3 separate regions of the Homo sapiens genome follow, and regions 1 and 3 are each linked to region 2. Evidence: chromatin contacts called from ENCODE Hi-C or POLR2A ChIA-PET data. All regions are on one chromosome and are shown on one strand. The core of a region is the stretch at or near the end of the contact, and the rest is flanking DNA. Distances in the headings are between cores, read along the strand shown. Region 1 overlaps CMYA5 (cardiomyopathy associated 5). Region 2 has its middle 86 kb from the start of LINC01455. Region 3 overlaps CMYA5 (cardiomyopathy associated 5).

Evidence for each region. A loop is a pair of places that touch in the nucleus more often than their neighbours do. ChIA-PET counts read pairs that join two places held with the same protein, here RNA polymerase II (POLR2A). Pooled maps may share reads with other maps.
Region 1: a loop to region 2 is called in a map of DLD1, with 5 times the contacts of the local background. The contact joins two enhancer-like sites. A Hi-C loop is called at or near these places in 1 of 168 maps with a recorded cell type or tissue (DLD1) and 8 of 50 pooled maps. POLR2A ChIA-PET finds 5 or more read pairs at or near these places in 2 of 52 experiments (H1 and MCF 10A).
Region 3: a map of dorsolateral prefrontal cortex shows a loop between it and region 2 (2.1-fold over the local background). The contact joins two enhancer-like sites. A Hi-C loop is called at or near these places in 3 of 168 maps with a recorded cell type or tissue (dorsolateral prefrontal cortex, posterior cingulate gyrus and transverse colon) and 6 of 50 pooled maps. POLR2A ChIA-PET finds 5 or more read pairs at or near these places in 2 of 52 experiments (OCI-LY7 and Panc1).

What each region holds. Positions count from the first base shown.
Region 1 is chr5:79,743,015-79,746,283 of GRCh38, forward strand. It overlaps CMYA5 (cardiomyopathy associated 5), which reads left to right. Exons shown (of 13, transcript NM_153610.5): 3 at 813-908; 4 at 2,208-2,441. Among named protein-coding and RNA genes, the nearest start is that of CMYA5, 55 kb to the left of the region's middle. Within about 2 kb of position 1,362, at least 3 of the 41 ENCODE cell types and tissues checked have a DNase peak (open chromatin) inside an H3K27ac peak, as active enhancers do.
Region 2 is chr5:79,849,195-79,852,313 of GRCh38, forward strand. No RefSeq gene overlaps it. Among named protein-coding and RNA genes, the nearest start is that of LINC01455, 86 kb to the right of the region's middle. Within about 2 kb of position 1,367, at least 4 of the 41 ENCODE cell types and tissues checked have a DNase peak (open chromatin) inside an H3K27ac peak, as active enhancers do.
Region 3 is chr5:79,773,357-79,776,763 of GRCh38, forward strand. The region is part of intron 9 of CMYA5 (cardiomyopathy associated 5); the gene reads left to right. Among named protein-coding and RNA genes, the nearest start is that of CMYA5, 85 kb to the left of the region's middle. Within about 2 kb of position 1,255, at least 7 of the 41 ENCODE cell types and tissues checked have a DNase peak (open chromatin) inside an H3K27ac peak, as active enhancers do.

The DNA of each region.
Region 1 (3,269 bases), core at 112-2,611, 110 kb before region 2:
ATGACGAAGCCTGTGTGATTGGAGCCTGGGGGCTGTGGAGAAGAGGTAAGGGCCATAGAGGGAAGTAGAGACCAGATCCTGAAGAGGCCTCCATCAATGTTGTATCTCCATCAGTCTGTGGTAGTGAATCAGACAGCTGAAGCTCTGCTATTTTTTCTGCTTTGTTATTTTTTAAGTTTAGCAAGATTGGCTGTTGCTAGGTTTATAATTACGGCTAAAGTGGGTACCATGCTCCCCTATCACCCCATACGTTTTCTAGTTGGCTATTACCCCTTGAGTATTTTAACCCTTTGAGGGTCATTAGAACTTTTAGGTCCCTTTAGTAGGCAGTTTCTCTCAGTTGGTATGCTAAATTTCAGGCCTTGTGGCACTCTGATCACCTTCTCAGGCCATTAGTATAAATGTGAAGAAATTACTCAGGTATATTGGACCAGTTTAGCAAAAAGACTCCTCTCTCAGAACATATAAAAACCAAGGTCTTACTAGAGAGAACGCATTCAAATCTATAGTTCATTAAAACAGGTATGTTTTGAGCTCATCAGTTTATCAAGAAAGTCCATTCTTTCACTTACGAAGATATACTGTCTTTGTGTAGTTGTTTTGAGGTTTTCACTCAAAACCTCCTAATTATCATACAGAATTATCTATAGTCAGATGAGGCAGTAAAGAAAATTTAAGGATTGATTTGTTAGTGGATATAGTATAGTAAGTCTCTACGAAACATACTAAATTTATAAGGAACTTGGAGCTCACTGGTTGAAGTTCTCTTCCTAAATGTCATATACTAAGGATATCTTAATTCTTTTCTTCAGGTTCAATTAGCAGAATTTCTAGAAAATTTACAAGAAAAGTCCTTGAGGATTGAAGCCTTTGTTAGTGAGATAGAATCCTTTTTTAATACCATTGAGGTAAGTTAACACACCCATTTTACCTTAACCTGGCTTGTTCACAGTATCAGAAGTAAATGATTCTGAGGTGAAGGGATCTGACTTGGGGATTTTATGCGCATGTGTTGTTTGCCATTGTTGGTTCGGTTCCATTCAAAGCGAGAATGCTTAAAGTCTTCTCTCTGTGCATAATGAGTGAGATTCCTTTCTGCCTATGGATAAAAGATTTGCCGGTAACGACAGACATGCATTTATTAACACTTACTATAATAGGGCAAATGCTTTACATGCTTTACCTGACTGAATCCTCACAATTATATGAGATAGGTGTTATTATTGTTCCAATTGTATAGATAAGAAACCAAGTCTTAGAGTACATTCCTCATTTTCATGCCTCTCACTGGGTTAACTCTGCAGAAATGCTCTGAGTCACTGCCCAGTGTCCCATGCCCAGGGCCAGTGAGTGCCTCTCATAGCACGACTATCTCTGATGAGTTCATACTCTCCTAGCTGCTGGCTCTTATCCCTTCTGCAGGGAAGAGAGGGACTAGCAATGCTCCATCCTTATACAGAGATGGCCCAGGCACCCTCACCAGTCAATCAGGACTGGCAGAGGGCCTGAGGCCACTGCAGAGGCTGCTGCACAGTTTCCCTACTACTGGGGCCGCTCCACATGCTGGTTTGCTTGTAAGAGGTCTGCTTAATTCATGTTGTGGATCAACTAGTACATGCTAGTTATTTCGGGTGTCACCTTCCCCAGGTGTCCTTTTTAGGGAGTAAATTATGGGATCATCTTATTACTAGCCCCACTAGTGAGGATAGCCAGGCATCTGGATGTGTCTGGACAGGCAACGAAGTTTCTCCCACTGTGGGATAACCTGCCATCTCACTGGAGAACATTTGGGGAGGTAGCCCCCATTCCATATCTGGGCTTTCTGCCTTGCACTGTGATTTTAGTGGACTGATGCATTTCCACCATCTGAAGGCCAGGGATGCTCACTCAACGTGATGCCATTTTCAAGTTTCATCATGTGTGAGTGCAGGTGGGCAAGACTTCCATATGAAAATATATATATTTTGTATTATGGTAGCTAAAACTTTCTTGATGATACTGTTACAGTAAATTCTATTGCTTTATTGCAAAACTAACTGTGGGAAAGGGATTGGTAGGTTAGAAATTTGAACTGTGCATGTGATGTCTGATTCTCTGATCAGGATGCCAGAGGTCAATTCTTTAAAAGGCTGGTGTTTCCAAAAAAAAAAAAAAGCAGCATTTCTTGTTTCATTCAGAAGTGGGCTTTTTTGCTTGTTTGTTTTCAGGAAAACTGTAGTAAAAATGAGAAAAGGCTAGAAGAACAGAATGAGGAAATGATGAAGAAGGTTTTAGCACAGTATGATGAGAAAGCCCAGAGCTTTGAGGAAGTGAAGAAGAAGAAGATGGAGTTCCTGCATGAGCAGATGGTCCACTTTCTGCAGAGCATGGACACTGCCAAAGACACCCTGGAGACCATCGTGAGAGAAGCAGAGGAGCTTGATGAGGCCGTCTTCCTGACTGTAAGTGCCAAGTAAAATGGGCTCAAACACCTTGCGCCCACTCTGGCACATCTACTTTTAAAGCTTCATTTTTCACTATTCCTTAAGATTATTTATATCTCTGTGTGGGATTTATATAATTCTGGCATTTAAACATTATTTGGGCATGCCTGATGCCTATAGAAAAGGCCCAGCAAACCCTGAAAGCCTCAATGCCCAGATCCAGCTGAAAGATACAGCTGAAAGAGACAGCCTGCAGCATCATCATCCATTGCGTCCCACTGGATTCATTGGTCACTGTCTAAGAGGGAGGGAAAGAAGCCTTGTTCCTGCCATGCTTTCCCTCTGAGGGCCAGCTGGCATCCTCAGCCTGGCTCCTGGGGCCGTCCTCTTCACTCTCTAAGCTGAAGTGACCACTCATATGGGCTGTTCCCCCTCTGAGCCTGGCCAAGGGGCTGAGAGTAACATTTGGGTGTGCAAAAGGATGACATAATGGGGTACCCCTCTCAGGTAATAAATATGTTGGTGTTTTTACAAGGGGTTTCTTGGGGACAGGATTCCTTAATTCAAGCAGGTAACTTGTAGACATGGAAATTCCCTTGGGTGCTCCTCACATTGCACCAGCAGAGACACCTCTGTGCTCCCTGCAATTCCCTAGAATATTCAGTGAGATGCTGGGTCTCCATGAAGCCAGGATTAAGCAGAAATAGTGGAGATGTTTTCCCTGAAGGCAGTTCCAAGCCTAATTGTCACACAGCAAGAAGCACTGCTCTTAGGATGACTGGGAACCTCCCTTTCAAAGTTCCCCATCCTCCTACCCTTTAGAAAACTTTGGAGATACAGCAAGGC
Region 2 (3,119 bases), core at 117-2,616:
TTAGGCAACATGGTGAAACCCCGTCTCTACAAAAATTACAAAAATTAGCTGAGCATGGTGGCGCAGACCTGTAATCCAGCTACTTGGGAGGCTGAGGCAGAAGAATCGCTTAAACCCGGGAGATGGAGGTTGCAATGAACTGAAACGGCACCGCTACACTCCAGCCTGGGCGACAGAGTGGGGCCCTGTGTCTGAAACAAAACTAAAAACCCAAAATGGCACCAGAAGGCAAAATCGACTAGAAGAGCTCTCTCAGTCTCTTTGGGTTTTTTTTGTTTGTTTGTTTGTTTGTTTTACGAGGAGTGGGATTTCTCAGTGGGCATGAGTAAGGAGGGGGCGGTGCAATGGCAGCACTTAGGATAGCAGGGCCCGCCACTTGTCCAGGGGCTGCAACTGGGGGTGGACTTAACCCCACAGCCATCGGGATGAGGTGTTTCTCAGCCATGTCTTCAAATTCATCTGCATTAAACCTGGTAAAGCCCCACTTCTTGGAGATGTGGATTGCCTGGCAGTCAGGGAACTTGAAGTTGACCCCCATGTGGGCCTCGATCACATGCTCCTTGTTCTGCAGTGTGGTGCCGATGGACACGGCAATGTGGCTGAGGTGAACCCTGGCCACTGTGCCCTGGGGCTCTCCAAAGACCCCCCCCACATGCCTCTCTGGAGCCGAAGGTGGGGACAGCATGGGGTCAGAGATAGGAGCATCCGTTGGAAAGATCCGTCTCCAGGGTCCCTCGGAGTAACTCATACCAACAGCAGACTGCTACACCTCTGAGGGGCTACTGTGTGCAGAGGCTGCACGTAGAAAGAAGGGTGGGCTTAATCAGCAGCACAGACTAGAGGAGTTCTTGAGGCGGCATTTAAAATGATAACCCTTGGAGAAACGGGGCAGAAGCGCTGAGAGCAGAAGGGGGTCATGTGGTCTGATCTCACCCAGACCCAGGGCCTGGGAGGCAGTTGAGGGATTAGAGTACCAGGTGTCACTGCTTCCCAGAAAACACAGCTTGAGACCCAGGGAGAAGAACTTCTGGTGCCAAAGTTCTTTCTGGAAGGTCTGCACTGCTCTGAAACTGGGTATCCATGTGGGCCTGAGGACCGGTCTTTTCTATTGGTGAGAAAGCTTCTGTTACCTCTGCAGCAATAAGTCCTGAGTAAGCTTCTGGAGACTGAAAACCCGGCGACTACTGAGCAATGCATCGGCATGCACACTTAGGAACCTTATTTGGAAGCTGACGTCTCCTTTGCTCAAAGTCTGGCTTCTTTCCCCCTAGCATATAAAAAGTTTCCAGTCTGCATCTCCCCTCCTCTGATGTTCTTGATTAATCACATTCTGAGGTACAGCTTGGAGCCTGGCCTGAGCCATCAGTGAGCGGAGGCAGATATATTGGTCAAGACAATTACAGAGATGGGTCAGAGCATCAGAGGCTTTGGCCGCAAGTGCTGGCGATTAAGTTAGAATCCTTTGGACAAATGGATTAGTGCTGACTGGATGGGCTCACTCAGACAAAGGGAAATAAAAGACAACTTTCATCAAGACTAAGCTGCATCTCCCAGCCAGGCAGCCATCGTCAGTGCCTAGGAATGTCTGTTCTGGGACGCAGGGTCCAATTTGCCTCATTAGCCGGGACGCTGCACCTGCATTGGACAGGAATATGGTCCAAATTTGGAGGCCTAAGAGGAGAAAATCTAAGCCAACCTCTGTTGCTTCCAGAAGATTCCAGTCTTATGAAGTGAGACATCTGTCTCATTTGGGGTCAGATAACCACTGGACCCCAAGTTTACGAACATAGATACTTTGCAGTAAGCCAAGGGGCTTCCAAGAAATATGGCTGGTCTCAGAGTTGAACTGTGTTTGGGTTGACAGTGGCCTTTTAAATTCTCTGGCATCACCAGAGCCTGGCTGATGGGACCTTGCCTTTAATCAACACCGAGTAAAGAAACCTTCCAGGTGTGGGCTGGGGCTGCAGGGTACGGACTTTCCTGCTGTGTTCTCCTCCCCCTTGAGATGTCGGGGGACAAGGGCTTGGTTTGAGGTTTCCCGTGTGTTTCTTTGATGGAAGCACTGGGACCTTTGAAAATCAATCAGTAATATTCCTTCTGATTGGGGAAATCAGGGAGAGCAAACTGATCCCTATCTTTAAGGAAAGGTGGGATTTAGGCCAACATTTCTCACATCTGATTGCAGCTTAGAATTGCATGGGGCAGAGCAGTTAAAAAACTAACGCGTGGGATCTATCCAGACATTTCTCATGTAATTGTCTGGGGTGAGGCTCAGACATCCAATATTGTTTCTAAATCTCTTTAGCTGACGTTAATTGGCCAGGGTTGAGACACTCGGATTTCAGGTCCTCAACCGAAAAGAGAGTTTGTGTGTGCACTGTGTCCTGTCTCTCTAATTAGATGATAAACTCCTGGAGAGCAAGGATGGGGCCCCGTGTTTGGCATCTTCTCCCGCAGGGTTTAATGGAGTGCTGTACACCTTGGGTTCTCAATAAGCATTTAAATACAAATGCTTGGATGCATGAGCAAACAGCATTACTCTCTCAGAAATCTCATCCACTTGAGGCAGTGACAACTATTTTAAATACACTGCAATGCAGAGGCCCCTTTAAGGATGTCTGGGCCAGCTGGCCCTGCCACAATTACACTCAGCACCATTGTAACTGCTGAAGAAATGTCTAGACAGAAAAACCTTCCAGGCAATGAAAGGTAGAAGGTGTTTAGGGTGTATATATATATGTATATATTTAATTTTTGTTTTTGGCGAGTCTCAGGTAAAGAAAACAGAGAAGCCTCATCATAGGCAGATTATTTCCTTCTGTGACTTGCTGGGGAGGATTATCTCATTATCTGATTTTCCTTAGGGAAGTAAGACAAGACAATAGTGTCCCTTGTCTAAAAACTTCTGGAAGGATCCTCTGCAATTATCTAGATATACCATTATGATTCAAGTACCTGCGGGTCTGACCACTTCATTGATAAAGAAGGTTTATTAAGGAAATTAACAAAATCACCAGAAAATAGAGAGGTAAGTAAGAAGAACAAGTCAAGAGAGGGTGGAACTGGAGTTTAGAATGAAACCTTCCAATACAAGCCGTCTTTGCTAAATAACACTATCA
Region 3 (3,407 bases), core at 5-2,504, 76 kb before region 2:
GATGAATTAATTGTAGTGCTTGGATATTTAACCAGGAGATAGGACTAGTCTAATCTGTGGACTGGAAACCTTCCCATGGGTAACTCATAGGGAAGGACTTTACAAGCTTATTTATCCATTGGTTATATAACCCTTACATAGGTTCTGGATTTCATGCAAAAACTCTATAGTACTAAACTAGCTCCAAAAATTGATCCAGAGGTCCCTGAGGGAAATTAGGGGGATCAAAGATTACTTCCATTTGTTGTGGTTTAGTTTAACTGAGCCTGGACCATAAATGGGGTATGAACGGGGAACTTATCTGTGTAGATACTCAATAAATGTCTGTTTCACGAATGAGTGAATGAATGAATGAATGAATGAATGAAGGGGATTAACCAATCTCTTTTTGTCCTTGCCCACTTCAAGCCATCTAACTGGCTGGATCTCCAGCAAACAAGATAGGGAGCAAGAGCTAAATGAGTTCACATTTCTTTTCCACCCCCAATCCCCGATAAAACAAGCAGGCTTCAAAGCTCTGGTATGGTGTAGGAAGACAAGTTGAAAGGAAATGAAAAACAAAAAGGCAAAAAAAGATGAGTAATATTAAATCACACGCACACATGGAGAGAGGGCATTGGTTGTCCTCTAGATTGGAGAATCTAATTTTGCTTGCCAGAATAGAAACACATCCATCTTCAGACCTGCAGTCCTTCCCCAGGTATAATGGCCTCTGGCGATTCCAATTTAAGACCAAAGGTGCTAGTTGAACTTTTATGGTGGGCGTTTGAATGGAATGAGCCTACTGTGCCCCCAAGTTACATGACGCAGTGTCTGAAATAGCTGAGCAACTGCCTCCATTCCATAATCCTCACAGAAAACATTTGCATATTTTTGCGTGTGGGCACCGAGGAGGCTCGGTCCCAGCAGTCGGCCCCTGTTGGGTTTGGGGTAGGCGGGAGTGACAATCCCCGGCTTGTGCGCGGGGGCTGAGGGAGCTCCTACTCACCTTCTTCCTGTTTTTCTTTGAATGCTCTCCTCAGGTTGGGTGGGCTCAAAACACTTTCAAAAATTTTCCACCGTTCTGCTGTTTCCTCAGCTGTTCTGTCTCTCCTGTGTGGAGAGAAGTCAGAAGAAGTGTGGGTGGAGGAGGGAAAACTGAGAGAAATATAGTACAGGGATTAGCTGTGTGGGCTGCAGCGAGAGAAGCCGTGTATTGAATGACAAATCTGTGAGAGTCAATACGCCAGAAAGTAGCTGGGAGTGAGTCTCCTGCTCCCTGGCTCTGGCTGAGGCTATGGGCTGGGGAGACACTCCCGGGGCCATCCTCCAGGGCAAGCATTTCCAGGGAGTTGGGCTCAGGGTGCTGGGCCTGTGAGCTCATATTCCTCCTTCTTCCAGCTTTTGGGGCCCCACCTGGTGGAGCAGGAACAGAATTGCCTGTCATAGGTGGGTGTTTTCAGCTGGGGACACCCACTGCTCTGTCTGTAGAATAAGGACAAATAAGGGTAAGTTTCCTAATGAACTTAGTGCAGAGTGAGGAATCCCAGCATTTTTCTTTTCTTTAAATCTTTCTTCCTCAGCCTTCAGATGGATAGGTGATGACTGACCAGTGGTCAACAGCAAGAGATTGGAGCTTCCTTGCACCCTGTGGCTAAAGGAGGCAGTCATTCCTGCTCCTTGCTTCTTCACAGGGTGACAGGAGGGTCACTGACACGATTGGGCCAAAGTTCTTATTGAGTAATTAAAAGCTAGTCACCAATCTGTATGTGAAATTGTTTTCCTGATCCAGTTGTCATATCCCTCTGTAGGGAGCCTTTGGGAGAGGGAGTTATGAGAAGATGATTCCCCATCGCATCCCCCAGTGTCTTCGCGTTTGGCTATTCCTAAATGAAATCTTTCTTCCCAAATGACCTTATTTGACTTTGATCACGTACAACACCTCCTAGTTGTACAGTAAAACCTCAGTCAATGGAAACCCAATCAGTTCCTTCACTTCTAACTTAGGCCTGTCAATTTCCAAAAGTATTCAGGTTGTCCACAATGAAAGACCCAGACATAGTAGAACCAGTAAAACAATCCTGTGAGAACAAGAGCCAAATAATGCAGGACTGAAGAGACTGAAAATGAAGAACTGAACCTCAATGGAACACAAAATTTAAATCTGAACTTACTGGCAGCTAAAGAGAAAACAGGAGAGAGGGGGAGACAGCAAGAGGAAAAAAAGAGATTACATAACTCATCTCTTTTTTTAAAAGGAAGCACATTTCACTAAGAGAGACAATTATATTTCTTGACATTCAGCTCTAAGATGAATTTTTCATGTAGATCTTTATATAAGGGCTATTGAACAAGATAATAGTGATTGCCTTTAAGAGCAGTTTTACAAAAGCTGCAAAAACGTTCTCTGTATAACCATTATTTTAAACAGGATCTGAAAGCATAATGTGAAGCCACCATTCTGGGCAGGCAGTTTTATGAGGATCTCAAGGAATTGTTTGCCTGTGTGACTGTGGAGGGGTAAAGGAGGGCCTAGAGAATCCAGAGGAATGAATGTTACTAAGCTCCTGGGATTCTCTGCCTGGAATATAAATGATACCATTCAGCCTTTGGAGGGTAACTATAGAGAAAACAAAAATCTAGAATCTTTCTGCTGGGACCTTTGGCTTATGCTGATTTTGCAAGAATGTTTAATTATAGGAAAGCCTAAGCCCCATGGTTGTCAGGATTCAGCCCCCATGTTACTTTTCTACAGTGTTGTGAACTAAGAGTGATGTTAGTTCACACCTGTAATCTCAGCACTTGGGGAGTCTGAGGTGGGAGAATCACTTGAGGCCAAGGAGTTCAAGACCAGCCTGGCCATTCAGCCCCCATGTTATTTTCCACACTATTATGAACTAAGAGTGAGACGCTTACCATCGAGTCTCATAATATCATCATTTATCAAAAGAAAAATAGTTCTGTTCAAAAATTTTTATTTACCAACTTTTTAAGAAGGAAAATCTTCTCAATCCTGATTTAACCAAGTGTTTCACCTTAAACAAAAAGTTCCATATTGACAGTTAGTTAAGATTTTATAAGTAGCTTCACACAGCCATGGCTATTCAGTTGGTTTTTTATATTTAATGTTGCTCATGTTCTCAAGTAGTTTTTTTTTCCTTCCCACCCCTTCTTACCCCGCATTATCTTATGATTATTTTTCCCAACCTAAATGATCATAAAAATCAACCGGGATGCTTACTAAACACCTAGATTCAAAGGCCCCTCTTAAGATTCCGATTCAGAAGATCTAATATGCCCAGGCAGGCTTGGGGAACACTGCCTTACCAGCTGGTCCTTCAGGGCCCAGCCATGTACTCTGTTCACAGTTCACACTATGTGGTGTCGACTGACTGCCTGAATGTTGGTGCTGTCAATGTGAATGTCAG